Regions from separate parts of the Homo sapiens genome. Here region 2 is linked to region 1. A link is an interaction called in ENCODE POLR2A ChIA-PET data of the cell type or tissue named here. Cell type or tissue: Caco-2. All regions are shown on one strand. Links, peaks and the distances in the headings refer to the core of each region. The heading gives the core; the rest is flanking DNA. Region 1 overlaps SSH1 (slingshot protein phosphatase 1). Region 2 overlaps SVOP (SV2 related protein).

What was found. ChIA-PET counts read pairs that join two places held together with the same protein. Peaks named below come from ENCODE experiments on the same cell type or tissue, not always from the same donor. Only the 100,000 strongest peaks of a DNase experiment are listed, where the experiment ranks them.
Region 2: POLR2A ChIA-PET joins it to region 1 with 5 read pairs; 3 of 35 experiments call an interaction of 5 or more read pairs at or near these places.

The regions. Positions count from the first base shown.
Region 1 is chr12:108,820,258-108,836,318 of GRCh38, forward strand. SSH1 (slingshot protein phosphatase 1) reads right to left here. Exons shown (of 15, transcript NM_018984.4): 3 at 3,001-3,104. Among named protein-coding and RNA genes, the nearest start is that of MIR619, 8.7 kb to the right of the region's middle. RefSeq lists enhancers at 1,730-1,779, 7,403-7,974, 11,426-11,535. In Caco-2, for the core only: no CTCF peak of the experiment used is centred there; a DNase peak (open chromatin) is centred at 13,294.
Region 2 is chr12:108,924,076-108,940,136 of GRCh38, forward strand. It overlaps SVOP (SV2 related protein), which reads right to left. Exons shown (of 16, transcript NM_018711.5): 9 at 14,752-14,880; 10 at 13,189-13,262; 11 at 10,120-10,196. It also overlaps the pseudogene RNU6-361P. Among named protein-coding and RNA genes, the nearest start is that of DAO, 52 kb to the left of the region's middle. In Caco-2, for the core only: no CTCF peak of the experiment used is centred there; a DNase peak (open chromatin) is centred at 7,080.

The sequences.
Region 1 (16,061 bases), core at 11,137-15,136:
ACAATTCCACAGTGTATAACACCCTGTGTTGACCCTGCTTCCTATGATGAGCGATTTGGAGATAAGGGTTCACATTAAAGAAAGCCATAGACCTCCCCAGCCCCTTCCTCCACCCGTCATGTCACCAATGCAACACAACGACAACGACCATGAGCTGGTTCTTCACCTGCCTGGGCCCTCCCACCATCTACCCGAGTCACAGAACTGCATTGGGGAAAGCAAAAACAAACCCCTGTCTGATAAATGCCTAAATGAAAGGGACATTTTCCACACAGATAAACTTCTTTCAGTGGGATTGTTTGCTGAGATATGGAACTGCTGACAGACAGAAATCCAAACCCCAGTCTGACATCCACACACAAAAAAATCAGAGAATATAAGCCCTAGAAAGGGTCTCAAATTGACTGGACTGGCTGAAACAAACTGAACTACTTTTCCAAGGACAGAATTAACCCTCAATTGTACTCAGCTCTGCACAGTGGTTACTGGGGGGCCTCTGGTACATTCAGGAGACTTGATGGTAATTCTAGGGAAAAAAAGGAACTAACGTAAGTCTAGTCTGCGTCTGTCCCAAGGTCATTTACAGACCAACTGTGGACAGCTGGCGGCCCCTCTGCCTTCCGACCTCATCGTCCACTCCAGACCTCAGGGCACAAGAGTCAGCCAGCTGGTGGCTTGCATCCTACCCTTCTAGTCTTTGGATTAGAGGAAGGAGGTATCTGACACTTAGTGAGCAGAGCTTGAGCATTTGCTTTGTCATATGTGTTACAATTAAAACATGAACAACAGCTACATTTCTAAGAGGGCAGAATAATTAGCAAATTCAAGAACGAAGAATCTGGCTGAGTATGGCACCTCAAACCTATAATCCCAATGCTTTGAGAGGCTGAGGTGGGGAGATGGCTTGAGGCCAGGAGTTGGAGACCAGCCTGAGCAACATAGTGAGTGAGACCTCATCTACACACACACACACACACACACACACAACTAGCTGGGTGTGGTGACACGCATCTATGGTCCCAGCTACTCAGGAAGCTAAGGCTGGACAATCACTTGAGCCCAGGAGGTCGAGGCTGCAGTGAGCTATGATCAGGCCACTGCACGCCAGCCTGGGCAAGAGAATGAGATCCGTCTCTAAAAAAACTTTTCATATAATTAAAAAAAAAAAAAGAATGAAGGGTCTGTTTATAGCTGTATTGTACTAGAAGTCATCGTAATAACAATGATAGTTACCCATATATATATACAGCACCTACTACAGGTAGGTATGTTACACGCATAACTCTAAATTTCCATATTGTCTGAGGCACCAGTATTTGATGCCCATTGTAAAGACTAGGAAACTGAGGCTTAGAAGTCGACCTGTTACGGCTTAGTAAGTTGGAGAACTAGGATCAGAAGACAGGTCTGCCTGGCTTCAAAACAAATACTATTTCCACAAACCACACTGCCTCCTTGTACAGGACAGTTATTTTCTTTGCTTAAAACAGACCTAAATATCATCAACATCAGTATGTGAAAATACTGACTGAGCCTTGGTGTTTGCTATAAATTGCATGGTGTAGAATTCTAACCTGAGCACTCAGATCTAAAATGAAGCTGAATGACTTGAGGTTAAACAAACAAAATGTTCACAAGAAAACTGGCCACAATAGCTGGTTGGTTTCACCTGCTGCTGTTCTGAAAGGTAAAGGCCTTCTCAGCTCACAGACATTCAATTATGCACTGCCTCTCCAAGAAATGCCCTGAGATGCTGTCCACCTACGACAAAGATCCACTTACATGCAAGCACTTTTTCCTCTTTCTTTCTTTTTGAGATAGGGTCCTTTTCTTTTGTCACCCAGGCTGGAGTGCAGTGGCGCAATCGTGGCTCACTGAGCAACACAGTGAGCAACATAGTGAGACCTCATTTACATACACACCCACAAAAAACTAGCTGGCTGTGGTGACACATCAGCCTCGACCTCCTGGGCTCAAGCAATCCTCCCACCTCAGCCCCCAACCTTGCTGGGATTACAGGCATGCGCCACCACGCCCAGCTAATTTTTGTATTTTTTGCAGAGATAGGGTTTCACTGTGTTGTTCGGGTTAGTCTGGAACTCCTGGGTTCAAGCGAGATCTGCCCACCTTGGCCTCCCAAATCCTGGAATTACAGGCAAGAGCCACCGTGCCTGGCCATAAGTGTGTTTTGTTGTTATTGTTTTTAAGAAACAGAGTCTCTCTCTGTCACCCAGGCTGGAGTGCAGTGGCGTGATCCTAGCTTGCTGCAGCCTCAAACTCCTGGGCTCAAGCGATCCTCCCAACTCAGCCTCCCAAAGCACTGGGATTACAGGTGTGAGATACCATGCAGGGCCACGCAAGCATTTCTTGAATTCCTCTTTCTAACTGCCTTCAGCTCTGAGTCAAGTCTCCTAAGAAAACCAGTCTTACTACTTAGTAGGCACTTCTTATTTAAACTCAGTTTGATCCTCACCCTATTACTTCTGTCTACTTCCTAAAAACAAACTATTACAGAATCAAGACTTCCTACTACAGTGTCTATCTCAGAGTTGGAGCCAAAGGCCCTTCAAGAAATTCTCCAAATGAGTGTTTTTCAAATGCTTGGAGAAATCCATCCCAAGATTAGGTATACAGCACTCCAGATGGTTATTTTCAAGTGGACGACATCTGGCTATAATTCATTTTGGTGCATTTGTTAAAAAGTCAGGCTGTAACTTACAGCCTGCAATTAACTGATAAACTACAGAGAGGAAATCTTTGCATCCCAGCAGGATGCTGCTGACCTTACTCCTGACGCAGACAGACATGACATAAAAGGTTGGAAAATGTGCGTGGTCTGCTCAAGAGAGAGCATCTGAGCCTCTGCCTGCACTGGTCACTGCAAACCTGCGTCCACTATGTCTAAGGCCTTCAAACTCAGCAACATCACCAACAATGGAAGTTTCCTCTGCTGTCCAGAAAAGAAGCTCCAATGTAAGAGTATCAACTTAGAGCCCTCACCTGCATGCTTGTGGGGGTGCTGAAGACTCCGCTGGCCTTGAGGGCTGCTTCCCTGTTGTAAGAAGAGGGCTGCGCCTTTCACCATGAAAAAGCTCTCACTTAAGCTGGGAAGGATAAGACCAGAGCACAGTTAGACCGGAATTCAGACAGGAAAATGGACAAAGAATTACTGCAGGGGAAAAAGCTTTAGCGTGGACAAATGGCATGTAAAATGCAAATAGGATGAAACTGCTTTTATAATAATTCCACGTAGTACTTTTCTCAAACCTTGCTTTTGCTAAAAGCTTGCTGCTGGAGAATTTTCGTGACAAAATAATGCTTCTGTGACAACACCCAAAGTTCTACATAGGCTCTCCAGGGCCCCTTTCTGCAGAATACTGGACAGGGATCTCACTGTCATATAACATTTTCTTCTTTCTTTTTTTTTTGAGACGCAGTTTCACTCTGTCATCCAGGCTGGAGTACAGTGGTGTGATCTCAACTCACTGCAACCTCTGCCTCCTGGGTTCAAGCGATTCTCATGTCTCAGCCTCCCCAGAAGCTGAGATTACAGGCATGTGCCACCATGGCCAGCTAATTATTGTATTATTAGTAGAGACATGGTTTTACCATGTTGGCCAGGCTGGTCTCAAACTCCTGACCTCCAGCAATCTGCCTGCTTAGGCCTCCTGGAGTGCTGTGATTACAGGCGTGACCACGCCCAGCCATAACATTTTCTAAGAAAAGAGAACAACTCCCTGATTAGGAGAGGGCAGTCTACTTTGTGAATTCTCATGCTCTTGCTGTTGATCTCTGCTTCTAACTCTCTGGCTTTTAACAACTCCATTGTTTCTTGGTGACTTCCCTTGATGGAATACAAGATGAAATTACACTTTCACTAGTTGTTTGCATTTTAAGAAAAGTGGGGAGGGGCCGGGTGGCTCAAGCCTGTAATCCCAGCATTTTGGGAGGCCAAGGCAGTGGATCACTTGAGGTCAGGAGTTCGAGACCAGTCTGGCCAACATGGTGAAACCCTGTCTCTACTAAAAATGCAAAAATTAGCCAGGCGTGGTGGCACATGCCTGTAATCCCAGCTACTCAGAAGGCTGAGGCACAAGAATCGCTTACTTGAGCCCCAGGGACGGAGGTTGGAGTGAGCCAAGATCGCACCACGCACCACTGCACTCCAGCCTGGGCGACAGAGCAAGACTGTGTCTCAAAAAAAAAAAAAGAAAGAAAGAAAGAAAGAAAAAAGTGGGTGGATACTGACTTGTGATTTAACTTAGTCAAGGTTGTCCTGTCCACTATTCTTGAGGAAAACCTCAAGTTGGCCCAATGAATTTCTCAGCAGAATGAATCTTTGGCCTTTGTTATTTTAGCTAGCAATAACATTTATAACTACCTATAACTTTAAAAATTACAATTAAAAAATGTTTATTTGGGAGGCTGGGGTGGAAGGATCATTTGAGCCCAGGAGTTCGAGACCAGCCTGGGCAACGTTGTGAGACCCCGTCGTACATCAAAAGTTTTTATTTTTAATTTCACTTTCATGACTTGGCTATCAAGTCTGGCTTTTGCAAAAATTAAGACATAAGAAAAGAATGCTTCAGCTATGAATTACTATCAATTGTTCAAAAATACCATCAACTCTCAAAATTATGCATAAAATACACCAAAATTATTAACAACGGCTTTGCGGGAGGTGGGGGAGGAGGAGGAATAGATTATCTTCTAGTATTTTCCAAATGTTCTATATTAAACATATATTAACCTTTAAAACATCTACTTTTGTTTGATTCTCAAAATAATATAAAACACTACTATATAATTTAAAAAGAACATTCTAATCTTAATAATTTCATAAAAGGAGGTCACAGTTCAAATTGTAGGCAACTATAAAAATTTCGCTCTTGAACAACCAATGAACATATACATGATTTGAAGGAAAAATCCCTAAGAAAAAGCAGTCTTCTAATTAAAGAGAACCTTGAAATTAAGTAAATCAATTCCTGACAGAAAGACGAAGATGTTTTCTGTAATACAAGAAAGCAAGATCACCTTTGCCCCAGACATCTAATGTTAGTAGTTAAACGTTCGAATTCTGGAATAAAAAACTCAGCAAAGTCTAAAGTATGACTCTGGGTGCCAAGAAAATGCCACAGGAACTAGCATTTCCAATCAGCAGCTCCTGAGATCAGGAAGACTGTTATGTTCTATGATATAAAGTCCACAATAAAATCTGTTAGTTTTTCTGGTTAAATGCTCATGCTAAAAATAGTGACTGCTCAAATATTAAGTAAGAAGACTTAGTTTTGCCTTCTTGTTCAGTCCTCTGAATTCCAGGCAATTGGTTTTCGATATCTTGTGACACCAATACTTGACATCTAACAGCATTTTGTCCACTACTGCAGATGCACTGCCGAGTCATCCTTTCCACCCTCTCACAGGCATATATTTGTGCTGCAAGGTTCAAGTGTTGAGGAGCTCAGGATTATAAATAACGAAAGAAACGAGAAGCAGCCTTTCTTTGCTGTCTCACCCTCACTCATAGGAAGTAAAAAGCTCTTTAGCATCCATCTGGCCGATCTCATTTCACAGGCTGCAGAATCACCTAACCCTTTCCACCTGCAAAGCTTGTCACTCTCTCCTTCCTTAGAATCTCACAGCTGAGTATGTTTTCAGAACTGTTCTTAGACACAGATCATTTACTATTTATTCTCATCAAAATCTGAAACAGCTATGCGAGAGGTTCCAAACTCATGAAACCTAAAACAACCATCAGTTCATCGAAGCAGCTGGGAAAATCTTTTCGAGACAACATCAACTGCTTTTGTTCATGAGATTAAAAAAAAAAAATTCATACTGACCAGAAACCCAAGCACGCTGGAAACAGCCAACCATTAACGATGACCTTTGCCTTGGAAACCATGAGCAAAAATTCCCCTTGGTTTCCCTTATATTTCCTTTGGAAAAAAAAAGGAACAATGCAACAGACTAGGCTGGTTTCACTCTGTGATCACTTACAAGGCCAGCTGTTCCTCCTCCATGTTCCTACACTGATAAGAATCAGGGACTCCTGCTCTACGCATGAAGTCAGGATGGCATTGATTGGGGCCCTGGAACACTCTGCCTCTGTTCCCCCACGACAATCAAGTAACAGGCATTTACTGTAAAAAGCAAGACTGGAAGCTGCAGGGAAGCCCAAGTAGCAGCGCATTATCCCGAAGCTGTGAGATCACCCTGCGTCCTGCAAATACAGTCAGGAGATACAGCCAGAGGAAACCGCACGACATGACTCTCCGGGTGGGGGGTGGGGTGGGAGGCCGCAGAGCATGGTCAGTCACAGGATTTATGAAAACAAGATGCAGAAAGTCTCTGTGACCCGGCTTCCTGGCTTCTCTTCTGAGCTCACTCTGGGCCCAGAGCCTCATGCGCCCTCTGCGTGGCTGACCTGAATACTGTATCTGACGACTGCAGCTTCTGATGCCCAGAGGCACAGGCTCCCGATTCATCAGACCCTCAAAGTGTCCCACTGGGGAAGTCCATGAAGAAATCCACATTGGTGATGGCACGCTCACTTTACCAGGTGTCTGGGGCCAGGAAGCCCAAACCCACAAGCCATCCATCCCAGCCACCCAGAAGTCACTCTTCTCACAAAAGATCTGAGTGTCCTAAAAGGAGTGACTAAAGTTACAAAAGGTCAGACGCAGACAGACAAAACGGAAATGTCTTCCTCCACCGCTGTAAGAAAAATCTTGATGAGGGATAAAAAAAAAAAAAGCCGCTGCCCTCTCTACCCGCCAACTGGAATGTTTTTATCTCCACCACACAGATCTGTTCTCGGACACTGATTACTGCCATTCGGGAAGCTTCATAAGATTAAAGTTTCTCCAAAGCATTGAAGACAGACAAAAAACCTCAATCAATGCTCCTCAAAAAACCCCAGGCCCCCAAAATATAAACAGCCAGTGTCATCCAGAAACCAAGCCATGGCAGGAAACCAGTAATCAGGGTGGTCATACGTACTAATTTGAGCTGGAAACCTCTGGACAGCAGAAGCAGTGGGTTGGCTGAAGGAAGATGCAGAAGTCGGTAAAATAAAAGAGGTTCGTGGCTGCAGTGCTCACATCTCTAACGCTCCCTACAACTGCCCTCCGAGCTCTGGCCATCTGCTCCCTATGGAGATCAGGAAAAGCCAGGAGGCTGCCGAGTGCTTCCACGAGGGCTGGGGAGCCAACTCCTCCTCAGAGTCCTACCCGAAAAGCAAATGGCTCTTGTGGAACTCTTGTCTTCCTCTGATATTTTGGCTGAAAAAGGCCCTTGTCCCAGCACATCCTGATGAAAGAGGGCCATTCAGCAAAACAGCTGAGGTTCCTCTAATCACTGCACTCCTACGGGCTTTTCTGTAGGCCGGAGAAACAAGCACCGGGGTGTGCATTCGACATTGTGAGGGCAAACAACTGGCCCCAAGGAACCAACCCCAAGCAACAAGACCCCCTTCCGATTCAAATCAACATTCTGAAGGATGACTCTTTCTTTCAAATCAGCATCCATTTACCCAACGGTGACGGTGACGTGGGCAGCTGCCGCAGTTAGTTATTCTGCGTACTCAAAGCACGGTTACATCCTGAAAATTCTTCAGTCATGCTAACAGCTATCTGAGGGGACACGCCAGGTAGAGGGGACCACATGCACACCTATGAGGAGCTCTGGGATACGCACGGTGCCCAAGGCAGGTCAGGCTGCAAAGGTCCTAAAGGTTGGAGGTGTGATCCCAAACCCTCCAGGCACAAGCCAGCCAAGAGCTGTGTTTTTAGCGTTTCTTTCAGTGAGAGAAATAAGTTCAGGATGTGAATAACCATGACGCAGGAGAGAATGGAATAAGTACCCTAAGAAAGGGGCTCGGCTAGGGTTTACAAGAGGGAGGAGGGAGCATTTAACTGGTGACTTCTGGAACAATTCCTGAAGGAAGCAGCACTGAGTAGGGGCTTCTCTTCCCTCGGCTCACAAGTGACCAAGCGATCCTCCCTACGGATTAAGTGAAACACACATTACCATGATTCTGGTTTTGCAGGTGAGGAAACCCCAGCTTGCCTAGGAGCACATATCTCTACAAGATGGGGCTGGACTCACATCTATCTGCCCCACGCCCACCTGCTTAACCCCTGTTAAGCAGCTGTTCTACTCATCCAGAATGAAAATCAGAGCCATTATGCTGCGGTCACATCCGCTCATGCCTGCCCAGGTGCCTAATGGCAAAGCCACTAAGGCACTGAGAAGTCAGAATGTGGATCACATCTTCCGTCCTTCTTCCCAGTGTGTGAATGCATCATGCGTGGGAAAGAGAGAGAAGGAACCATTCAAGCAAACAGAACTCCAGGAAGACGAGACTGTGCCGGGGTTCTTCCATCTGCCCAAGTAGAAATCAGAAGGGCAGGGGACCCACAGCCTTATCCTACCCACCACTGCCGTCATAGTTGGGGGACAGGACACATCCTTTGGCCCTTCTGCACTGCATAGAGGCTAAGGAGTTCTGTAAACCACACAGCCACGCTGACCAAGAAGTCGCTTTCAAGGTAAGTTTCTCATCAACAGGACTATTATTTACTGAGGATCTCCCATGTGGCCAAGGCTGTAGGAGGTACTTAGCTACGCCACGTCATTGAACTCTGGCAGTTCTGCAGGGTAAGGTATTTTCTCCATATGACAAACGAAGGAAGCCCGTCAACAATTCCAAAATAGAATCACCAGGGATAGCATGGACAACGCCCATGGTGACTGCCGCGCTTTAAGGTTTAAGAAAAGTAAAAACTGGGGGTGATGACTCATTCCTGTAATCCCAGCACTTTGGGAGGCTGAGATGGGTGGATCATTTGAGGTCAGGAGTTCGAGACTAGCATGGTCAACATGGCAAAACCCTGTCTCTACTAAAAATACAAAAATTAGCCAGGTGTGGTGGTGCATGCCTGTAATCCCAGCTACTCAGGAGGCTGAGGCAGAGAATCACTTGAACCCAGGAGGCGGAGGTTGCAGTGAGCCAAGATCGCACCACTGTACTCCAGCCTGGGCGACAAAGTGAGACACTGTCTTGGGCAGGGGCGGTGGGGAACAAAAGTAAAAACAATGGTCTGGGAATTCATATTTCTGGGTTCCAATTTACATTCTACCATATATACTCTGATTAACCCCTAGAATTAACCCCTAGAATTCCTTACAGGGTTCTGTTCATTCATCCAAACAGGCAAACATTTGCAGAGCATGGAGCACAGGGTAAGCCAAGCCAGCCCAAGCTCTGATAAGGGCAAAGACAGCCATCCTCTTTAAGGAATGGGTATATGTGCTGGTGATCTGGGTGTCTGCCCTGCTGCATAGAAACAGCATTTCTTGAAGAACAAAAATAGTAGGTATAGAAACATCACAGTATGGAATATCCAAACACCCCTGAATTCCAACTCTGGTCATACATTGAAACAACCTATCAAACTCCTAAAACACATTCATGCCCAGGTCCAGCCTCAGCAGAGTCTAATTCGGAAGGTCTGTGATGAGTCCTGGGCATCTACTTTTTTAAAAAGTTCCAGGGAGCTGGGCATGGTAGCTCATGCCTGTAATCACAGCACTTTGGGAGGTCAAAGTGGGAGAATCAGTTGACCCCTGGAGTTCAAGATTAACCTGGGCAACGTAACAAGATCCCATCTCTACAAAAAAATAAAAATAAAATTAGCTAGGCTTGGTGGTGTGTGCCTGTAGTCCCAGCTGCTCAGGAGGCTGAGGTGGGAGAATCACTTGAGCCTGGTGAGGTCAAGGCTACAGTGAGCTGTGACCACACCACTGCACTCCAACCTGGGAGACAGATCTTGTCTCCAGAAAGTTCCAGGGGGTGCTTCTGATGCACAGCCAAGTTTTAAAAACCTCAGAATCAAATAACATCATGGCCAGGCATGGTGGCTCACGCCTGTAATCCTGGCACTTTGGGAGGCCAAGGTGGGTGGATCACTTGAGGTCAGGAGTTCAAGACCAGCCTGGAAAACATGGTGAAACCCAGTCTTTACTAAAAATACAAAAATTAGCTGAGCGTGGTGACGCACACTTGTAGTCCCAGCTTCTTGGGAAGCTGAGGCACGAGAATCACTTGTACCCTGGAGGTCGAGGCTGCACTGAGTGGAGATTGTGATCCTGGAGTCCCCACTGCACTCCAGCCTGGATGAGAGTGAGACTGTCTCAAAAACAAACACACAAACAAACAACATCAGAAGACACAGAGAAAACAGTCTTCTCCATGGGCTTCATAAAGATACCTCTCACATAGGTACACGTCGATGTTTTCTGCTGGTAAAAGGTAACACCAACAAAAAGGCATGGTGCTCTCAGAAGGTGGGTGATGTGATTAGGTGCAATAAAGGGAGGTCATGCTAGGGTCAAAAACAAAATAATACTCTCTTTGGAAGCAGTAAAACAGATGCTAGTCTTCTACTACACACTTTCAGAGACCTGAATGTTCTTCTGGCCCTCTAAGGGAGACGCTGCATCATGACAATACGAAATGATGACAGTGAAAGCAAAAACAGATCAGACCTGTGCTGTGTGAAACAGACATGGGGTCTCGCTATGTTGCCCAGGCTGGTCTCCAACTCCTGAGCTCAAGCGATTGTTCCGCCTTGGCCTCCCAAAGTGCTGGGGTGACAGCTGTGAGCCACCGAGACCAACCTCAGATCAGACCTTTGACAAACTCTGCTGTGGACAAAGCATTCTGGTGAATGTCAACTCATCTGATCTTCACAAAACCGTGTGGAAGACCAGACAGGCATTATTACACTAATTTATGCCTAAGGAAACAGGGAGTTAAATAGTACAAATTTAGGATTTCTGATGCTGTATCTCGAAAAAAAAGTAGAGAATATGAGCCTGAAGAAGAGGCCCTGTAAAGGGTCCCAGATTGATGGGACAGGCTGAGACAAACGGAATCACTTTTCCCTGGATAGAACTAACCCTCAATGGTACCCCACTCTGCATGGTGATTACTGAGGGGACTGTCAATTGTCCAGCGAACTTGATGGTAATTCTAGGAGAAAAAGGAACTAATGTAATGCTGTCAGCATAGAAAGATGGGTGCCAACGAGCATTCCAAAAAGGAGGCTCTGTTAATTCGGTTTCGATCAACAAGTATTTGCTGAGTGTCTATTGTGTCCGGTCAGTGCTAAGGCCTGAGAATTTAGAAGTGAAACAGACCCGGTTTCCACCCATGCCACAGACCACTCCACACCTGGTCTGGAGTGACACTGGAGGGCCAGGCAGGCACAGGACAGTAACTTCGATATAAGGCAGCAAGTTCCACGGTGGAAGGAGGTGGAAGGTGCAGATGCACGTACACACAGGGGTTCAGGGAGGCCTCCCTGGAAGAAATGAAGCCTGCGAGGCCCTGAAGGATCAGTAAACAGAGAGGCATAAGGGGCAGGAGAGTAAGATGATTATGCTACATGTACCTTATTGTGAACCCAGGAGGATTTGGCCTCTGTCATAAAAGGCCCCCCTGTGGGTTCATAAACCTCAATTTACAAATTGTGCTTTATATATCAGTTCCTTATAAGTTTGGTTAGCGTAAATTGGTTTCTTAGAACTTGATCATCCCTGAGTGAACTCACAAATTCAAGTTTCAGAATGTGCAAACCTAAGAAACAAACCTCATGCTTGTGGTTGAGACATCGCACTGTCAACATCACAAATTCTCAGCACCTGAATGCCTGGTATACTATCAACATATATTGTTTTAAATATGTAAATAATAGCTTTCTAGTTATAGAGAGTTTGTCCCTACATTTTTCCACTTAATTTTTACAATCCCATTCCCCTGATGAAACAACCCCAGCCTGGGCAACATGGCAAAATCCTGCCTCTACAAAAAATACAAAAATTAGCTGGGTGTGGTGGCGTGCACCTGCAGTCCCGGGTATTTGGGAGGCTGAAGTGGGAGAATCACTTGAGCCCGGGAGGCAGAGGTTGCAGTGAGCCAAGATTGTACCGCTGCACTCCAGCCTGGGAGACAGAGGGAGACTCTGTCCCACCCACCCCCGCCTCCCAAAAGAAAAGAAAAGAAAGAAAAGAAAATGAAACCACCAAGACTGGGAGAAGATAAATGACTTGTCTGTGGTCATCTGGCTAATAAGAGGTAGAATGGGGCTGAAAAAGTTCGGTGCTCTTCCTGAAGAATCCATAGGTCAGAAAGCAGCACCATCTGACCTGCAGCAATAGCAGCAACGTGGAAAGCTAATCAACTGACCTCAAAACCACTCTCAGTGAGGCTCTGGATGGATTCAGAACCCCAGGCCTAGCAAAGTGAAGTTGATAAAGATGTAAAGGAGATCGAAAATTCACCATTTGGAGAGAGATTAGCTAAAGACTGCAGGTCGGATGGAAAATTCTTTCCATGGTTCTCCCACAGGTTCTTCCCTCATTTGGAACTCGTGTTTAAAAGTCACAAAGACCCTGAGTTGGGCCAAGGTCTCGTTCTTCTTCACTGTGGGCCTTGCAGTGCAACATGGCAGGGCCTCGTTCCAAATGTCACTCTTCAGAGCCTAAGAAAACAAGTAACTTTAGGGACACACCTGTCAACCGGAGCTCCCAAATTGTACCCCCCTAAACACATAATGCTGAGCATAGAAAAATTCCAGCTCTGCAGAGCGTTATACTTAGGGAAAGGGGTCACAGACAAGGAATGCTGGCAGGGCTCATTACAAATATCTTTGCTGCTGGAACATGTATTGTTTGGCTAGAAGGCGTAGGCTTCTCTCAGAGAGAAGGAATGTCCAAAAGTATTTCAGACAGTAAGAGACATTCTCTGAGCCAGCTACACAGCTCTCCTTCAAACCAACGGGTAGCGGCAAGCAGCTGAACTGACCAGCGAGCTCGCAAAAGCAAGCTTTTTTTTTTTTTTCTCCCTAAATAAGACAGCAAGTGATGTGTCTTGGCTTGGTTTAGCAAATTTTAAGATAGTTCCCTGATGACCCCAAGAGCCCTCAGGCCCCATGGAAGCTGGAGCTAATGCATCTTCCTCCAAGCATCATCTGCTCTACCAGGATCTAAGCCCCTTCACGAGGGCAGAAGGTATAAAGGCTGCACTGTGCGGGAAATGCTATGGCAGCAAAGACAGCCAAACACGCCAGAAATAACAGGCACATGAAGGAAATGTTTCTGAGACAGCTCAAAAATTCCGAGAAGAGATTATCCCGACTGTCCCAGGTTCTCAGCCCTGTCTATGGTATGCAGCCCCATACCACAGTCATTTGTCACCGAGTCCTAACTTTGTCAGAGGCCCCTCCTTTCAGGTCTCTCAGGCACCACCCAGTTCTGGCCCTCCTCACCCCCGTGAGCCAGGCGACATCCAAGCAGCCCCACGGTGCACCCGGCTCTGTGCTGCATTCTCTGAATGTCCCTGAAGGCCAGGGCTGTTGTATTCTCTACCCACTCTCTGTCTAGTATGGGAGCCACTGGCCAGATGTGTTGACTGAACACTTAAGATGCAGTAAGTGTGACCAAGAAACTGGGTTTGTCATTTTATTTCATTTTAGTTAATTTAAATTTAAGTTTAATTAGCTACATGAGGCTATCAGCTGTGGTATAGGACAGCAGAGCTCCGGAAGCTTTTGGCCTGGTGAGAAGAATCAGGACAAGCGCCTCCCTGGCCTCTCGCCCACTCTGCACAGCCGCTAACCATTGCTCTCATGACATTCTTTCCCAGCCCCAGAACTTTTAGCCATGTGACATCATCTATTGATTAGAGTCCAAACTTCTTGTGCTAACTCTCTATGGGTTGCCACAATTAGCCATTGTATGTCGTTAACCTAAATTTCATTCATCTGCTATGTCCTGACCTTAGGGGCTTAGAATATAGTTAGAAAACAGTATTTCAGAATAAAAAACCATTCTTGTATTACCTCTCGCACTATTCCCCCTGTTCTCCATGCTTCGCATTCTCTGTTCTATCCCCAGCTATAGCACTGTCCCCATAAAGCCTACTGTGGTTCTCGGCTCATGGTGTCCTTCCTCCCATCTGCCTCCCGACGTCATGCCTGTCTTCCAGTGTTTATGCCTTCTCCAGGAAGCTTTCTCTTGTGGCCCTCGCTGTGAGCTATAGCTCCTCCCTTTCAACATCTTCTAGCACCTCCTCTTACTGTGCAGGTGAGGACACTGAGGCTTAAGGGTTAAGTCACTTGCTCAAGGTCACATACAGTCGGTCCTCTGTATCCGCGGGTTCCTCATCAGTGGATTCAACCAACTACAGACAGAAAATACAGTATTTGAGGGATGCTGAACTCTTTGAATTAGTGGGTTCTGCGGGTGCTTAAGCATCCATGGATTTTGTTATCCTCGGCAAAGGCGGGGGTCCTGAAACCAATCCCCTTGGATACTGAAGGAAAGACCACCCTTAGTGATAGGAACCTAGGAACCCAAGTTCCCTCATTTCCAAATCGTGTTCCCTGACCCACTTATTTACTAACTAGTGGTGAAGCCATCTTCCTGCCAGTATATTTTAACTTCACAATGGGATGTGAGGGCCAGGATGCACATGCTTTTTAAATCTCCCTCTGTGCTTGACATACAGTAGATTGAAAGTAAGTGCTGGTAGATACACTGGCCAAGCTGTGCTCTTCTCTGAAGTCAGTATTCCAGGAGTAACTCACCCTGGTCATCTCTGTGCCCTGGGCACACTGGGCACTCCCCACACACAGGTTGAACCTGGCAAATAAGACTCACAGCATCATGCCACGTGCGAGTTAAAGCCACCTGGAGGTCAGGTCAGGTCTTCCTGACAACTGAGTGCTTCAAATAACACAACAGCAGCTAAGTTCCCCACATCACCTTGAGTGTCTGGAGAGCTAGGCCTATGACTTCTCTGTCTCAGGATCCCTCTCAGTGCCCAGAAAACAGTGGACATCAATAAATGTAACACCAATAACATCTTCGTTGAGCGCTATGCTAAGCACATCAGGTATGTTAACTCATTTATTCCCCAGTGTCCATCTCTCAGTGTTTTATACATACGGGAACTGAGGCTCAATTAGCCGAGCGTGGTGTCGTGCTCCTGTAATCCCAGCTATTGGGAGGCACAAGAATCACTCGAACCCAGGAGATGGAGGTTGCAGTGAGCCGAGATTGTGCCACAGCACTGCAACAGAGTAAGACTCCGTCTTAAAAAAACAAAAAAACAGAAAACAAAACAAACAAACACTGAGGCTCAGGGAGGTTAAGTCACCTGCCCAAGTTCATGAGACCAAGGAGCCGGGAAGCAGGAAGGGGAAGGCAGGAGTGTAACTCTGAAACCTCTGCTCTTAGGCACTGGCTTTCAGCTGAACTGATACCTCTGGAAAACAGTCTCAAAAAAGTCCACTTCTCCTCCCAACAATTCAGACCTAAAAACCATTTGGCGGGGAAGGGCAGGGCAAGCTTCTGAGTTGGGGAGGGGGTGTGGGATCCCAAGCTGAGGTGTCTGTTGGCAAGCAGGGTGCAAAGGGCATCTGTGCAGGGAGGGGGCTGCAAGGGAGACAGAGACTGCTCACAGGCAAGGAATGAAATATTAAACATTAATGTTAATATTAATATTTATAATTAATATATTTATGATATATAGCATATATACATATTATATTAATTAATTATAACTATATTAATATAATTAATTATAACTATATTAATATAATCAATTATAACTATATTAATATAATCGATTATAACTATATTAATATAATCGATTATAACTATATTAATATAATCGATTATAACTATATTAATATAATCGATTATATTAATATTAATATAATCAATATTAACAAATATATACTATATAATATAAATAATACCTAAGTTTATATAATATGCATAATGTTAATATTTATTAATATTTCAGGGACAATGGGAGTCATGAATATGGAGAGACAAAACTAGAATGAACCCCAAGGTGCTGCATCAGAATTGAAGGTACCAGTCTGAACTCATAGTTTTCAACCTATTGAAATAAATATAGATGCACGTGTGTGTGTATGCACGTACATACAAATGTTCCCTAATTCTGCCCATTGAGAGGCCTG
Region 2 (16,061 bases), core at 5,010-9,009, 98 kb after region 1:
ATTAAAGAGGTTGAAGGGAGCTCCCCAGCCCTTATGCCATCTGAGGACACAGTGTTTGCCCCTTTTATCATGTGAGGATGCCACAAGAAGATGCTGTCTATAAAGCAGAGAGCTCTCCCCAGACACTGAATCTACTGGTGCCTTGATTTTAGACTTCCCAGCCCCCCAGGACCGACAGAAATAAATTTCTGTTGTTTCTAAGTTACCCAGTCTAAGGTATTTTGTTATAGCAGTCCAAATTGATTCACACACCCTATCTGAACCAGCCATTTAACAGGCAAGACTCAGAGAGGGTGAGTGTCCCCCAAAGTTGCTCCACCTACACTTTCCCCATCTCAGTTGTGGCATCTCCATCCTTCCAGTTGCTCAGGCAGAAAGCCTTGGAGGTATCCTTGACTATTCTCTTTTATTATACCCTACGGCCAACCCATCAGCTGTTCAACCTTCAAAATATATTAGAATAGGATTGGCCACATCTCATCACTGCTGAGACAGAGCAGGGACCCTGTCTCAGGAGGCTTCTGCCCACCACCCCCAAACATGGAAATAAAGGAAAATCTTGAGTCCCTTCAAGAGAAATACCAGGCACCTAGCTAGCCTTGAGAAGTAACTGAAGAACTTAATAAACAGGAAGGTAAAAATACCTTAAAATAATAGCCACCCAAGAAGGTTAGAGCCACAGGATGTTTGGTTCCCTATAGAAACTAAAGATAACATCTTAACATATGTCCCTGAGTTGGTTTCAGAAACCCAGAATCCACCAGATGGAAAATGCTGACCACCATTGAGTAGACATAATAGATAAGGGAGAACTGAGGACTCAACTCTGACCACTGCCCTTGATTATAAATCTTTTCCTGAGGGGCCTAGAGAGAGTCAGGCCCACAGGCCAAACCTTAACACTCCTTCCTGCTGACCTCAAGTTTTTGAAAAAGCCTTCCTTTTTTTTTTTACCAATTACAAATCAAAGAATCTCTAAGTCCACCTGTAAGGCCCCCTGATCCTCAAGATATCCCAATTTCAGGGTCCAAACCAAGGTATAGTTTCCATGGATTGACCTCTGATTTTGCCTGTAACTTCTACTTTCCTAAAATGTACCCCTGCCTTTAAAAATCCTTGTTTATAAGCCATCCAGGAGGTCGGATCTTCAGTGTGAACTGCTTGTTTCTCCTTGCTTGGCATCCTGCAAATAAACGCCCTCCTTTCTCCTACTGCAAACTTCAGTGTAGATGTTTGGCTTTACCGTGCCGGGGGAGGTTCGGTTCAGTAATACTGCCGCCATCTTGGTCTGAGCCATCGTCAACCATCCTCTCTCATCTGGATTACCAAAATAACCTTCCAACTAGTCTACCTGCTTCTACGCTTGTACTCACTTTCTCCCCTGACCTCTCCACCCAGCCATGGTCTATTTCCAACACGTCAGTCAAAGGGATACTTTTTAAACCTAAGTCAAATCACTGTTATTCCTCTGCCTAAAACTCTGCAATGACCTCCCATGACACATAGAGTAAAAGCCAAAGTCCTTCAAAAATCTTTAAGGCCCTATATTATCTGGCACTTAACACATCCTTGACCCCACCTTCTACTTCTTCCCCTGTTGCTCCACTCACTCTACTCCAGCACACTGGTCTCCTTGCTGTTCCTTTGGCAAGTAAGGCATGCACCTGCCTCAGGATCTTTGCACTGGCTGATCTCTCTTCCTGAATTGCCCTTTATCCCTCCCCATGATGAATTTCCTCACTTCCTTCAAGTCTTTGAATTTCACCTTCTCATTGAGGCCACCCTGACCATCCTATTTAAAACTTAACTCTAACCACTGCCCCTTTATCTGCCCTACATTCCTGACCTTTTTTTTTTTTTTGAGACAGGGTCTCACTTTGTCACCCAGGCTGGAGTGCAGTGGCACAATCACCGCTCACTGCAGCCTTGAATTCCTGGGCTCAAGCAATTTTCCCACCTCAGCCTCCCAAATAGCTGGGACCACAGGCACACACCACCAGGCCCAGCTAATTATTTTGTATTCTTTGTAGAGATAGGAATTTGCCACATTGCCCAGGTTGGTCTCGAACTCCTAGCCTCAAGCAATCCTCCCTCCTCGCCCTCCCAATTGCTGGTATTACAGGTGTGAGCCACCACACCTGGGCTTGTTGCCATCTTTATGTTCATGAGTACCCAATGTTTAGCTCCCACTTATAAGTAAGAACATGTCGTATTTGGTTTTCTGTTCTTGTGCTAATTTGCTTAGGGTAATGGCCTCCAGCTGCCTCCATGCTGCTGCAAAGGACATGATTTTGTTCTTTTTTATGGCTGTGTAGTATTTCATGGTGTACTGGTACCATATTTTCTTAACCCAATCCACAGAAATATGGCATGCTTCATCAATTTGCATGGAATCCTTGTGCAGAGTCCATGCTAATTTTCTCTGTATTGTTCTAATTTTAGTATATGTGCTGCTGAAGTAAGCATGTGTGAAAGACTTTGAAATGGGCAAAAATGTCTTGTAGTTGTACCTTTATAGGTTACCTTCACCTGTCATTGTCTTTGAGCTATGTTGTAGAAAAATGATAGTAATGTAAATGATTCTAGTATTAATACATAGAAATGCAAATAGTGCCTGGTGGTGATGCAGTTGACTGCCCTATACATATTGACCAGTTTTGCCTCTAATTGTAAATTCACTTCAGCATTTCTGATTGCCTGTATATGTGTTTGCTTTGACTTCTCCTTTGAACCAGTTGTACCCTCTTATTTGTGTTAGTAGACAATTCTCTTTGGGTCTCTGACATTTCTGCATGTTTTGAGTAGATGCGCTGACTACCTTTGTTCTGGACTATATTTTCAAGGATATTTGTTTAGCAAACAGCCTTGGAAGAAAGAGAATGTCTCCCCTTGGCTCAAATAGTAGTTTGCTTATGGCTTTCGAAGATAAAATGTCTCTCTCCAGAGCAAAGGACAGGCATGCTTACTGTCTAGTATAAAAGGTTGGGGTTCCCTAAGCTCAGGGATCTTCTCTTGTTACACAACTCAATACTTTTGTTGGTATTGCCTGCCCCTCTTCATGTTACCCTGGGGGATTGGGGGCTTGAGGAACTGGTGTAGGAAAATGCCGATACTCTGGCTACTGCAATTGCTATGAGTAATATGGTCCTTTGTCTCTGACCCAGGAGTGTTGTGTCCTCTGCTAGCACCTGTGGGAGCTGTGAAAGGCTAACTTGTCAGCTTGCAAATAGGTCACACTCAGACTTTAAGTAATTCTTAACTGATTCATTTATTAATTAATGAGTTAATTGAAGTCTGTCATGTATTAATTTTATATTTGTACGAGAGGCATGATTTTACCTTTTGTTTAAAATTTTTCCTTTAACTCATCTATCACCTTGTAATATACTATATAATTTCTCATCATGCTATTGTCTCCCCTTCCCCCCAAATATAAGCCCACAGGGCAGAAATATTTGTCTTTTGTAATTAGAATTCACTGACGTATTCTAATGACAAAGACTCTCTCTCTCTCTTTTTTTTTTTTTTTTTTTGAAAGAGGCTCTCACTCTGTTGCCCAGGCTGGAGCAGGATTGTGCAGTGGCACAATCTTCGCTCACTGCAACCCTCCACACCTGCAGGCTCAAGTGATCCTCCCACTTCAGCCTCCTGAGTAGCTGGGACCACAGGCACACCAAGTCAGGCTACTTTTTTGTACTTTTTATAGAGATGGGGTCTTACCATTTGCCCAGGCTGGTCTTGAACTCCTGAGCTCAAGTGATTCACCTGCCTCAGCCTCCCAAAGTGCTGGGATTAAAGGCATGAGCCACCATGCTCAGCTGACAAAAAACTCTTTTTTTTTTTTTTTTGAGAGAGAGTCTCATACCATCGCCCAGGTTGGAAAGCAGTGGTGCTATATTGGCTCACTGCAACCTCCGCCTCCTGGGTTCAAGCAATTCTCCTGACTTGGCCTCCCGAGTAGCTGGGATTACAGGCACATGCCATCATGCCTGGCTACTTTTTGTATTTTAGTAGAGATGAGTTTCACCATTTTGGCCAGGCTGGTCTCAAACTCCTGACCTCAAGTGGTCCACCTGCCTCAGCCTCCCAAAGTGCTGGGATTACAGGTGTGAGCCACCATGCGCAGCCAACCCCCACACCCCCCTGACCCCCACCATTTTAACCAAACTTTTGTCAGGCTCCTCTGAGTCTTTTTAAAATTTCATCCTCACCCTTGGGCTCTGTCTAGTTTTGACAAGATACTGCTGAATCAGTCTAGCGAAAATGCACACCTTTGATATTTTTGATCCAATTCCTCACCCCCCACCCTTGATTTCTTATCACCCTGGCCTGTGATGGGGTTCAGGACATGCCAACCCTCAAATATGGCACCTTGGCATTTTGAATATTTTAAGTCAAAATAATTGGAGAAACAGCATGTGGAGAAGGGGCCTCTGACCTTCCTTTGCCCCTCACCCCTGAAGCAGGTCATAAAACCCAGACGGATTTTCTGATTTTTTTTTTTTTTTTGAGACAGAACCTCACTCTGTCACCCAGGCTGGAATGCAGTGGTACAATCTCGTCTCACAGCAAGCTCCGCTTCTCAGGCTCAAGCGATCCTCCCAGTTCAGCCTCCCAAGTAGCTGGGAACACAGATGCACGCCACCACACTCGGCTCAGTTTTTGTAGTTTTGATAGAGACAGGGTTTCACCATATTGCCCAGGCTGGTCTCGAACTCCTGAGTTCAAGCAATCTGCCCGCGTCAGCCTCTCAGAGTGCTGGGATTACAGGCATGAACCACCATGCCCGGCCATTTTATGACTTTATTTTGAAGCAAATCATAAAACCCTCAGGTGAGAGGTGCCCTGCCTATACCCAGAGAAAAAGAAAATCCTTATCTCCAAAGACACAGGGACAGAAAAGAATCTGAACAGGCCTTGCTGACTTTCCCCCAGTTTGTTACCACTAGGTCACACTCTTCGTCCTGTCATATTTCTCTACGACTCTCCACTGTTCATCAAATCTGGCACAAAGATACTCAGGCTTAACCATTTCTCCAGGTCTTCCTTTCCTTATGAAGGCTCCTATGCCACATCAAACTTAGATGAAATACGTTCATATGCTTTTCTTAATCTGTCTTTTGTTATAGGGGCCTCAGTCATAAAACCAGGATGAATAGAAGGAAAGATATGCTTCCTCCCCTATACTTGCCTTCAGCAATAGTCCTTTTTAAATATTTATTTATTTAGTTAGTTAGTTAGTTAGTTAGCTAGTTATATTTTTAGAGACAGGGCCTCGCTCTGTTGCCCAGGCTGGAATGCAATGGTGTGATCACACCTCACTGCAGCTTTGACTTCCCCAGGCCCAGACAATCCTCCTGCCTCAGCCTCCTGAGTAGCTGGGACCACAGGCATGCGAATTTTTTCTACATTTTGTAGAAATGGGGTCTCACTATGTTGCCCAGGCTGGTCTTGAACTCCTGAGCATAAGCAATCCTCCCACTTTTGCCTCCCAAGGTGCTGGGATTACGAGTATGAGCCTGGCCCAGCAATAATCCTATCAAGTCGGTTTAACCAGAAACCATCTTATCCTTGACATTTCCTCTTAGTAATTTTCCATCCACTGACTCCCCCACCCTGCTCCCTGGCTATAAATCCCCACTTTGAATACTTGCGTATACAGAAAGGAGCCCAGTTCTATACTGAGGTCTCTCTCCTCCTATTGCAATTGTTACTAAATGAAATTTTCCTTCACTGCTTTCACTTCTGTCCAGCTCTGGCTTTTTTGGACACTGACACATAGACCAGTACCTGGCGTGTAGAAAATACATACTAAGTAAATGACTTGCCCAAAGTGACACAGGTACTTGGTGCTGGAACCCAGGTCTCCTAATTTCCAGCTGTGGGCTTGTTCTACAGTTTTACTTTCCCACCCAGGTATAAGAGAGAGCTTTTCAACAGGGGTTGGCAAACTCTGACCAAATCTGGTCCCTTGCCTGTTTTTTGCCTGACCTATGTGCTAAAAATGTTTTTTTCGAATGATTTTTAGAAATTAAAAGAAGAGGAAATAATGAGGCATAAAAATGACCCAAAATTCAAATTTGCATGGAAACACAAGCAATGCTTGTTCATTTATATTGTTAAAAGAAAGACCTTGGACAAATTAAATGTAACAGAGTTTAATTGAACAAACAGTAAATCGTGAATCAGGCAGCCCCCAAGCCAGAATAGGGTCAGAGACAGACTGGTACTGCCAAGTGTTTAAAGGTTTATGGACAGAAACAGGAAAGTAACAGAAGACGGAAGTGAGATACAGAAATTGCTGGACTGGTTACAGCTCAGTGTTTGCCTTATTTGAATAGAGTTTGAACAGTTGATTGCTTTTTTTTTTTTTTTTTTTTTAGAGAGAATCTCGCTTTGTTGCCCAGGCTGGAGTGCAGTGGCGTCTTCTCGGCTCACTGCAGCCTCAGCCTCCCCAGTTCAAGCAATTCTGCCTCAGCTTCCTGAGTAGCTGGGATTATAGGCATGTGCCACCACACTCAGCTAATTTTTGTATTTTTAGTAGAGATGGGGTTTCGCCGTGTTGGCCAGGCTGGTCCTGAACTCCTGACCTCAGGTGATCCTCCCACCTCGGCTCCCAAAGTCCTGGGATTACAGGCATGAGCCACTACGCCTGGTGAGTTGACTGCTTTTGAGTGGCGGAAATCAGCGATTGGCACAAGAGTAGATTACAGTCTGTTCACACATCCAGTTAGGTTACAGTTCATACAGCTCACTATGTATGGAGAAACTTTAGGCTGAACTTAAAATATGCAAGGAGGCAGCTTTAGGCTGGACTTAATTTAACAATATGCCGTCCACTGTTGTGCTGCTACAAACAACAGAGTTATGTGGCCTGCAAATCCTAAAATATTTACTACCTGACCTTTTATAGAAAAAGATTGCTAACCCCTGTTTTACGACATTCCCCTGAATCCTTAGTTTAAGCATTAGGATGCTTAGCTTAAGCATTCTACTCTTAGGAGAGGCAATCTGTGCTCAGTCAATACCAAACCCTGTGATTGACTCTACAATCAAAGCACATCAGCAGAGCATTTAACACAGACTCTCCCACACCCCCACAGTGAGATGGGACTCCACTACCTCACTCAATCCTTATACCAATAAACAAAACTATTAACTATGATTATAGAGGCCTAATATAAAAGATAATTGGGCAAACCCCGAACACAAGCAGGAACTTGATTCTTTTATCCTCTAACCTGAGTTCAATGCTGAGAATTTAGTGTTATCTTAAAAGTCAGAATGGCTTAAAAGCACAGGCATAAAAAAGCATATAGACTTTTCTTTGCATTTGTTTCTTTTTGTCCAGAGGTTCCCACCTCCAGCTGCACAATAGAATCACATGGAGAGCTTTTAAAACTTACTAATGCTTGAGCTCCACCTGCTCTCCCAAGTCCTGATTAAATGGGTCTGGGCACTGTTTAAAAGCTTCCCGGCTCTGCATGGTGGCTCACGCCTGTAATCCCAGCACCTCGGGAGGCCGAGGTGGGTGGATCACGAGGTCAAGAGATTGAGACCATCCTGGCCAACATGGTGAAACCCCGTCTCTACTAAAAAATACAAAAAATTAGCTGGGCGTGATGGCGGTCGCCTGTAGTCCCAGCTACTCGGGAGGCTGAGGCAGGAGAATAACTTGAACCCGGGAGGTGGAGCTTGCAGTGAGCCGAGATTGCGCCACTGCACTCCAGCCTGGCGACTGAGCGAGACTCCGTCTCAAAAAAAAAAAAAAAAATGCTTCCCGGGTGAGTCTGTTATGTGGCCGTGGTGGAGAGCCAACTTGGTCCTCAAACTTAATGTGCACATTAGAATTATTGCTCAGGATCATATCCATAAAGCTCTGAGTACTATACTTCGTGAGGGCTCTTTAGGGGATTTGCGATGATAATTTTATTTTTTTATTTTTATTTTTTTTACACACACAGAGTCTCGCTCTCACCCAGGCTGGATTGCCGAGGCACAATCATGGCTCACGGCAGCCTGGAACTCATGGGCTCAGGCAGCCCTTCTGCCTCAGCCTCCCAGCTAGTAGCTAGGACTACAGGCACACACCACCATGCCCAGCTAATTTTTTAAATTTTTTGTAGAGACAGGGTCTTGCCATGTTGTCCAGGCTGTTCTTGAACTCCTGGCCTCAAGTGATCCTCCTGCCTCTTCCTCCCAAACCGCTAGGATTATGGGTGTGAGACACCATACCCAGCCATAATTTTAACCTATATTACATTTTCACCTTAAAATACTATTAGGCCCAGGAGATCAAGGCTGCAGTGAGCTATGATCACACCACTGCTCTCCAGCCTGGGTAACAGAGCAAGACCCTGTCTCAAAAAAAAGAAAAAGTAATGCTATTAGAAAAAATTAACTGAGAGGCCATTAGTCTGAGACAGCTCCAGTGTTGTGGGGTCCTAGGCGAGCAAACTGAAATCAGTTAAGAGTAACTTAACTGCAAACCAAAAATGAAATCCTAAGCTCCCAATCTACTGAACGAATCCCTTCTTGGCCAAGGGGACCCCAGAGAAACCTGAAAAACTGAATTCCGGCCATGATGGGAAGGAGGTTCAGACATACCTCCTTCTTATACCCCCTCCCTCTTGGAGTTTAGGCACAGCTGACCAGCATTAACATTAAAACAAAGATCGTAAGACCGACAAAACAGACTCTTCGTGGCAATCAGATACCAAATTCCAACTTGACTCTAGTAGAACATCACTCAACAGACAGCAGACCCTGAGGGAAATCAAAATATTTTACTCCCAAATATAATTCTTTTTTTTTCGTTTTTGAAATGGAATCTCACTCTGTCGCCTAGGCTGGAGTGCAGTGGTGCAATCTCTGCTCACTGCAACCCCCACCTGCTGAGTCCAAGCGATTCTCCTGGCTTAGCCTCCTGAGTAGCTGGGATTACAAGCACATACCACCGCAACCAGCTAATTTTTGTACTTATAGTGTAGACGGGGTTTTGTCATGTTGGCCAGGCTGGTCTCTAACTCCTGGCCTCAGCCTACCTGCCTCGGCCTCCTAAAGTGCTGGGACTACATGCACGAGCCACCACGCCTGGCCTGCAACTTTTCAGCCTCTTTTCTGTGAATAAATAAATAAATAAGTAAATTTAACTAACATGCTATTTCTTTTTGCACCTGTAGTCCCAGCTACTTTGGGGGCTGAAGTAGGAAGATCTCTTGAGCCCAGGAGGTGGAGGCTGCAGTGAGCCATGACTGTGCCACTGCACTCCACCCTGGGTGAAAGAATGAGACCTTGTCTCAAAAATAATAATAATAATAGGCCAGGCACAGTGGCTCACACCTGTAATCCCAGCACTTTGGAAGTCCAAGGCAGTCAGATCATCTGAGGTCAGGAGTTTGAGACCTGCCTGGCCAACACTGCAAAACACCATCTTTACTAAAAAAAATACAAAAATTAGCCAGACATGGTGGTGCCACCTGTAATCCCAGCTACTTGGGAGGCTGAGGCAGGAGGATTGCTTGAACCCAGGAAGCGGAGGCTGCAGTGAGCTGAGATCAAGCCACTGCACTCCAGCCTGGGCGACAGAGCAAGACTCCGTCAAAAATAAAAAATAAAAAAATAATAATAATAAATTTAATAATAATAATTTTGAAAAGGAAGATTCACAGCAAACCATGTGAAGGGGCCTAGTTTACCTGAGCTGGCTGACAAGAAAATCTGCTCTGTTTTAATCCAATAAGGAAAGTCACTTTGAAACAACCCACCTGCTTTTTGTTCCCTGTTTCTGTTTTCTTCAGCTCTTTTCTACTGATTCATAAATCGCTGTCCGCTCAGATAAACTCTTCAAAATTACCTCTGTTTTTCTTTAATGTGCCTTGGTTTATGTTTTAACAGTGCGAACTTCAGAGCCCAAACCCTGACATAAGATGTGGCTCCTCTAAGATTAGCTCCATCGCGACAAGACTGTCCAGGTTTCTACAGAGTGTCTTGGAAACCACAGAAGTAGTACAAGGCCAATCCCTTAAGGGCAGAGCCTGGGGTGGGAGTGTGTGCATGACTGTGTATGTGCCGAGGGTGTGGGAGTAGTTAGCTGGCAAAGACAACCAAGATACTCACTGCCGCAGACATCTCCTGCCTGGAAGAGTTCTGTGGTGAGTAGAACTAACCCGTAGTAAGAGAATGCATTGGAAAACCTGCCAGGAGAAAGCAAGAAAGGTAAAGAAATGATCAGAGGAACACCAGTCCCCTTTCCCTACCCCCTTGGGAAGGGCCAATGTCTACAGCAGCAGGGACCAGTCTTTGGGCTTCACTGGGATTTTGGGGGCTTTACTGGGGACCTTGAGCAAGAAGATGGTAGGTAAAAAAGCATCACGATATGATCAAAGGGAAGTGATCCTGTGTCCTTTGAAAGACCAAGAACTGTCAGAGGTGTTTGAACCAGAGCACCTCCATCTTGAATAGGGGTTGGGTAAATGAAGGCTGAGACCTACTGGGCTGCATTCCCAGATGGTTACGCATTTTAAGTCACAGGATAAGATAGGAGGTCGGCCAAGATACAGATCATAAAGACCTTGCTGATAAAGCAGGTTGCAGTAAAGAAGCCAGCTATGAATCCACCAAAACCAAGATGGCGATGAGAGTGACCTCTGGTCATCCTCACTGCTACACTCCCACCAGTGCCGTTACAGTTTACAAATGCCATGGCAACTTCAGGAAGTTACCCTATATGGTCTAAAAAGGGAAGGCATGAATAATCCACCTCTTGTTTAGCACATCACCAAGAAATAACCATAAAAATGGGCAACCAGGAGCCCTTGGGGCTGCTCTGCCTATGGAGCAGCCATTCTTTTATTCCTTTACTTTCTTAATAAAGTTGCTTTCACATTACTCTATAGACTGGTCTTGAATTATTTCTTGCATGAAATCCAAAAACCCTCTCTTGGGGTCTGAATCAGGACACCTTTCTGGTAACAGAACTATGCTATACAAGAGACACAACACCTCCAAGGCTGTCTACCCAACTGGCAATAGGGGAAAAATGGGACCAACCTCTGGAAGAAAACAGCCCCATTAATATCTTTTAGGGCTCTGGGTCAATTGCGTCAACTTGGACATGTGATTTTCGAATTTCAGAGCAGAATGACACCGTTTATTAATTCCTGGCTGACCCAGAAATTAGAATACTCAAGTTTGCAAGACCGGAACCTTCTCATCCAGTAGAATAGTTATATGAAAACTCAGTCATAATCAGAAGCCAGTGATTCATTTCCTTAGGTTTCAATGTGTGCAAGCAAATGTAGTGGCTTTCATAATGCACTAAAATTAGTCTCTAATTAATTGCTTCAGTATTCAAGGAGCGTTGGCCCAACCAAATTACATGTGCTCAAAGGTGGGTATTCTCAACTCTGATGCCCCACCATCCTTTTAAAAAATTCTGCAGGCTCACTGAGTTAATTGAGCTCTTAGGAATTCGGGGCAGAGCTAGAGTCCGTTCTGTATATTATCAAAGCTTTTTTCTCCTCTTCCCTGTAATTGACCACCTTGGGGACACTTCCCTGTTAATTAGCACCTTTGCTAAATGGTGAATAGAAAAATGAGAACTGGTTAAAATAGAACATAAAGCCTTAAGCCAGGCCAATTTTGTTCACTATTAATGCTGTGTACATGAATTGGTGCAAAGAGACTTGAAAGATGACTGCAGCTCCAATTCATTGTGGAGTTTAAGGTGATTACACTCTCCAAATACCACCCCCAACCCACACCTTCTGTCTCCACTCCCTTCCATGGGTATTATTTAAGAAAAAGTCCAACAGGATCAGAACTGGAACTTAAAAGGATGCCCATGTTGACCAAATCAGTGGTTCCCAAAATACGTGCCACATGCCACCCCTGTGGTACCCAAGGGGCAATGTGGGCTACAGGGAAGACACTGACATAGTATAAATACACACACACACACACACACACACACACACATGTATTTTTGAGACAGAGTCTCACTCTGTTGCCCAGGCTGGAGTGCAGGGGAGCAATGTCGGCTCACTGCAGCTTCTGTCTCCCGGGTTCAAGTGGTTCTCATCCCCCAGCCTCCCAAGTAGCTGGGACTACAGGTGCCCACCACCATGCCTGGCTAATTTTTGTATTTTAGTAGAGATAGGATTATGCCATGTTGGCCAGGCTGATCTCGAACTCCTGACCTCAGGTGATCCACCTGCCTCAGCCTCCCACAGTGCTGGGATTACAGGCATGAGACACCACACCAGCCCATATAGCAGAAATATTTAATCGTATTGTGAAAGAAAAATTACTTTTTAAGTTTACTTTCAATCCTTTCAATCCTTTTAAATTATATCCCAGTCTCACTTATGTGCTAATGAGTCCTTAACACCTCCCCTCTCCCATCTCTTTTTGTTTTGAGACAGGGTCTCACTCTGTTGCCCAGGCTGGAGTACAGTGGCATGATCACAGCTCATTGCAGCCTCAACCTCCTGGGCTCAAGTGATCCTCCCACCTCAGCCTCCTGAGTAGCTGGGACCACAGGTGCATGCCTCCACACCCAGCTAATTTAAACATTTTTTGTAGAGACAGGGTTTTACCGTGTTGCCCAGCCTGGTCTCAAACTGCTGGCCTCGAGAGATATTCCCACCTTGACCTTACCAAAGTGTTGGGATTATGGGCATGAGCCACCATGCCCAGCCAGCCTTCTTATCTCTTAAATACAGAGGCTCACTGCCTCTGCAAACCTCCGTCTAGTTACTTTTGCTGATATTTCTCTTTAAGAGTGCCTTCTATCTGTGACTTGCAATTAAGGTGTTTTCTTTTAAAGTAGAGTTATAAGCCTGGTTCAGCGGCTTACAACTGTAATCCCAGAATTTGGGGAGGCTGAGGAGGGAGGATTGCTTGAGTTCAGGAGTTCAAGGCTGCAGTAAGCTAGGAGAGCGCCACTGCACTCCAGCCTGCACGGTGATTAAAAGCAGTCAAGTTAAAGAAAAAGATGAAGGAAATGATAGTACGTACAGATGATAACCTGGATATGACGGAAATCAGGAGGATGATGTTCGAACTACTGAAATTTGCAAACGCTGCCTGAAATCAAAGTGCTATCTGTCCATTGCATTAAAACAAAACCCAAAACAGGGCACAGGGAGTGGAAAGGGGTCAAAGTGGTCAACAAACAGCTCTTACCATATAAACCACAGCAGCAAAGTTGTCCATCTAAAATGGGGTGTGAAAAGGTCCCTCATTTTGCCTCGGTCTTCCTGTTTCAAAACAAGGACATAGTGTTTATTCTCTCCCCTACAGATGCACGGGAGATGGGCTGGTGGCCTGAGACTAGTGCACACCAGGCTGGGAGGAAGGTTTCTAGTAAGTAGGACACTGGAGCTCTGAGAACCCAGGTCTCAAATCTACAGGACGCAGCCTCCCAGCCCCTCCAGCCAGAACCCAGCCATGTCCAGGGGCATGATCCCCACAGGATGGATCTCACGCCCTCCAACCTGGAAACCTGGACTTGGGAAGCAGATCCCTCCTTCCTGGCCCCTCAGACCTCAGCACAGATCCAAGGACACAGCAAGCAGAAAACCAGTCCAAAGCATGTCCAGCCATTTCACACACACACATGTGCCTTCCCCAGTTCTAGGTCTAGGTGGCAACAGTTAATGTGCTGAGAAACTAATTCACCAAAGGCCAATTTACCAAAAGATTGATTAGCTAAATGACCGATTGGCCAATTTTACATAATTCACAAATTTATCAAACTTTGCTTTACGATGTTCTTTAAAAAATATATGCTATGGCCAGGTGTGGTGGTTCGTGCCTGTAATCCCAGCACTTTGGGAGGCCGGGGCAGGTTGATCACTTGAAGCCAGGAGTTCGAGACCAGCCTGGCTTTCCCTCATCCATGGAAGGGATCTCTCCCCAAAGGCAACCAAATAGGCTTCTGCACCTCTTGAGGAATCCATCCTGCTCTGCCCCTGTAGATTTGGGGCAGGTCCCCTGGACTCTATGTTGTCAGACCAAACACCTCCTTCCAACTTGGTGAAATGCCATTCAGTTCTTCTTGCATAATATAAAAAGAATCAGAAATATAACTTTATTTTAAAAGGTAATTTCTTTATAGGATCTGATGTCTGCTTAAGGTATTTGTCATGTTTCTTCAATCGGCTTGGATGGTTCTTGAGGGCAGGGACTGCAGCCTTAAATCCGAATCTTTTCTCCCCATGTGTGCAATGCTGGTGCCTACATATACTAGGTGCTCATTAAGTTTCACCGTGGTGGACTCCCTGATGGTGTTACCAGCGGAGTGAGGCACCATTCATTAAGAACACCTACACAGGGTGCGGTTTGATCCCCTAGATCTAAGCACACTCCTTCCTGATATGGTTTTATTGCACAGCTTTTGCCAATCAGTCTCATTCGCTAGTCAGACTTCATCTGTGCTGAAAGGCGAAACCAAAGCAGGAGCAGTTACAGGACCCATTAGCAGAGGTTACTTTTCTCTAATCACTGGTGAAATTCTCCAGGAAGCATTTTTAGAACTTGGAAGTGAAAATACAGATTGGAGTTGCCAAATTACCCTTGCAGGTCCTGTCTACTGGGCCCTCATCTGCTCCATGTGCACGCACACACCCCACCTTGGGTACACATACCCACATGTGTCCTCGCATGCATGCCCTACTCCATATGCACACACTCCCCTGCATGCACCCCGATACGCACATTGCAGAGTCTATTGGTCCAGGCACTGACCTGTCTGGAGATGATGAGTTTCCCCAGCGGCATGGGAGCTCCGTTTTCAGTTGCTATCCTCTTTAAGGTGGCGATTGCCTTTTCCTGGTTCCCTGACAGCACATCATACCTTGCACTTTCAGGCAGCCACTGGGATGGGGGAGACAGGAAACCCAGGCGTGGCTGGTTAGGGTGGAACAGAGCACTCGCTTCTAGCCACACAGTGTTGCATGTGGGGTCTTTAAGAGTGGGGGCTCTGGAGCCAGAGAGCTGACTTCAAATCCTGGCCCCACCATTTATTATGTTGGTTGTGTGACCCTGTACAATTACTTGACTTCTCTGTGCTTTCATTTCCTTCTCCATAAAATGTGAATGATAAGAGATCCTACCTCTTAGGGCTCTTAAGAGGATTAAACAGGATAATACAGGCAAGGTGCCTAGTGCAGTGCCTGGTATGGGTTAATGCAGTTATTATTATTGTCACGGTTGCTATTACTATTATTTGGGGCTGTTTTCAGAGTTCCAGGTGAGGGCTGAATTAAATTAAGATCACTGTCAGAAATCTCACCCCCATTGTTCAAGGAATTACACCTCACCTGTATTCAGCATCATCTTGCAAACTCAGTTCAAGAGAAAGAAAGAAATCAGAAAGATTTTTAGGCCAATGGAAGTCCCAACCCCAAATGACTACATACATACATTTCTGTAAAAATGGAGCAACAGCTGTTTGAAACAGCAGGTATACTGGAGAAAAGACTAGGAGTTAGAAGATCTGATTTAGAGTTCTTTTGTCTACTTGCTGTAGGCCCTTTAACAAGTCAATTAGCCCCTCTGGGCTTCAGTTTTCTCATCAATAAAAAGAGGATATAGCAGAGAGTGCAAATGCCCACCAACATTCTGTTTCCTTTTTCATAGCGCAAAGTTGTCCTTAGATGTGGCTGCCCAGACAGGGACTACATTTCCCAGCTCCCTTTGCATCTAGGTGGGACCAAGTGACTTGTGTTCACCAATGGCATATGAGCAGACTATTCCTGGCCAAGGTATTTAAGAAGTGACTGTGCAGTCTCCACTTGCCTTTTGCAAGTCTGTTGTCTGTATGTAGAAGACTTCAAAGCCCTAGAGGATGGCAGAGCCACCAGCTGGACAAAAACTGGGCCCAGAATTCCACTTGCCAACCAGAAAAGTCATTCTGAACTATTGTGTTAGTGAGAGAGAAGCTCCTATCGTGCTGTTACTGAACTTGTGGGCTTTATTTGTTTCAGCAGCTGGTATCACCCTGACTAATATAGGGGTTCATTATAGTCCTGTGATTATTGGGAGGAATAAATATG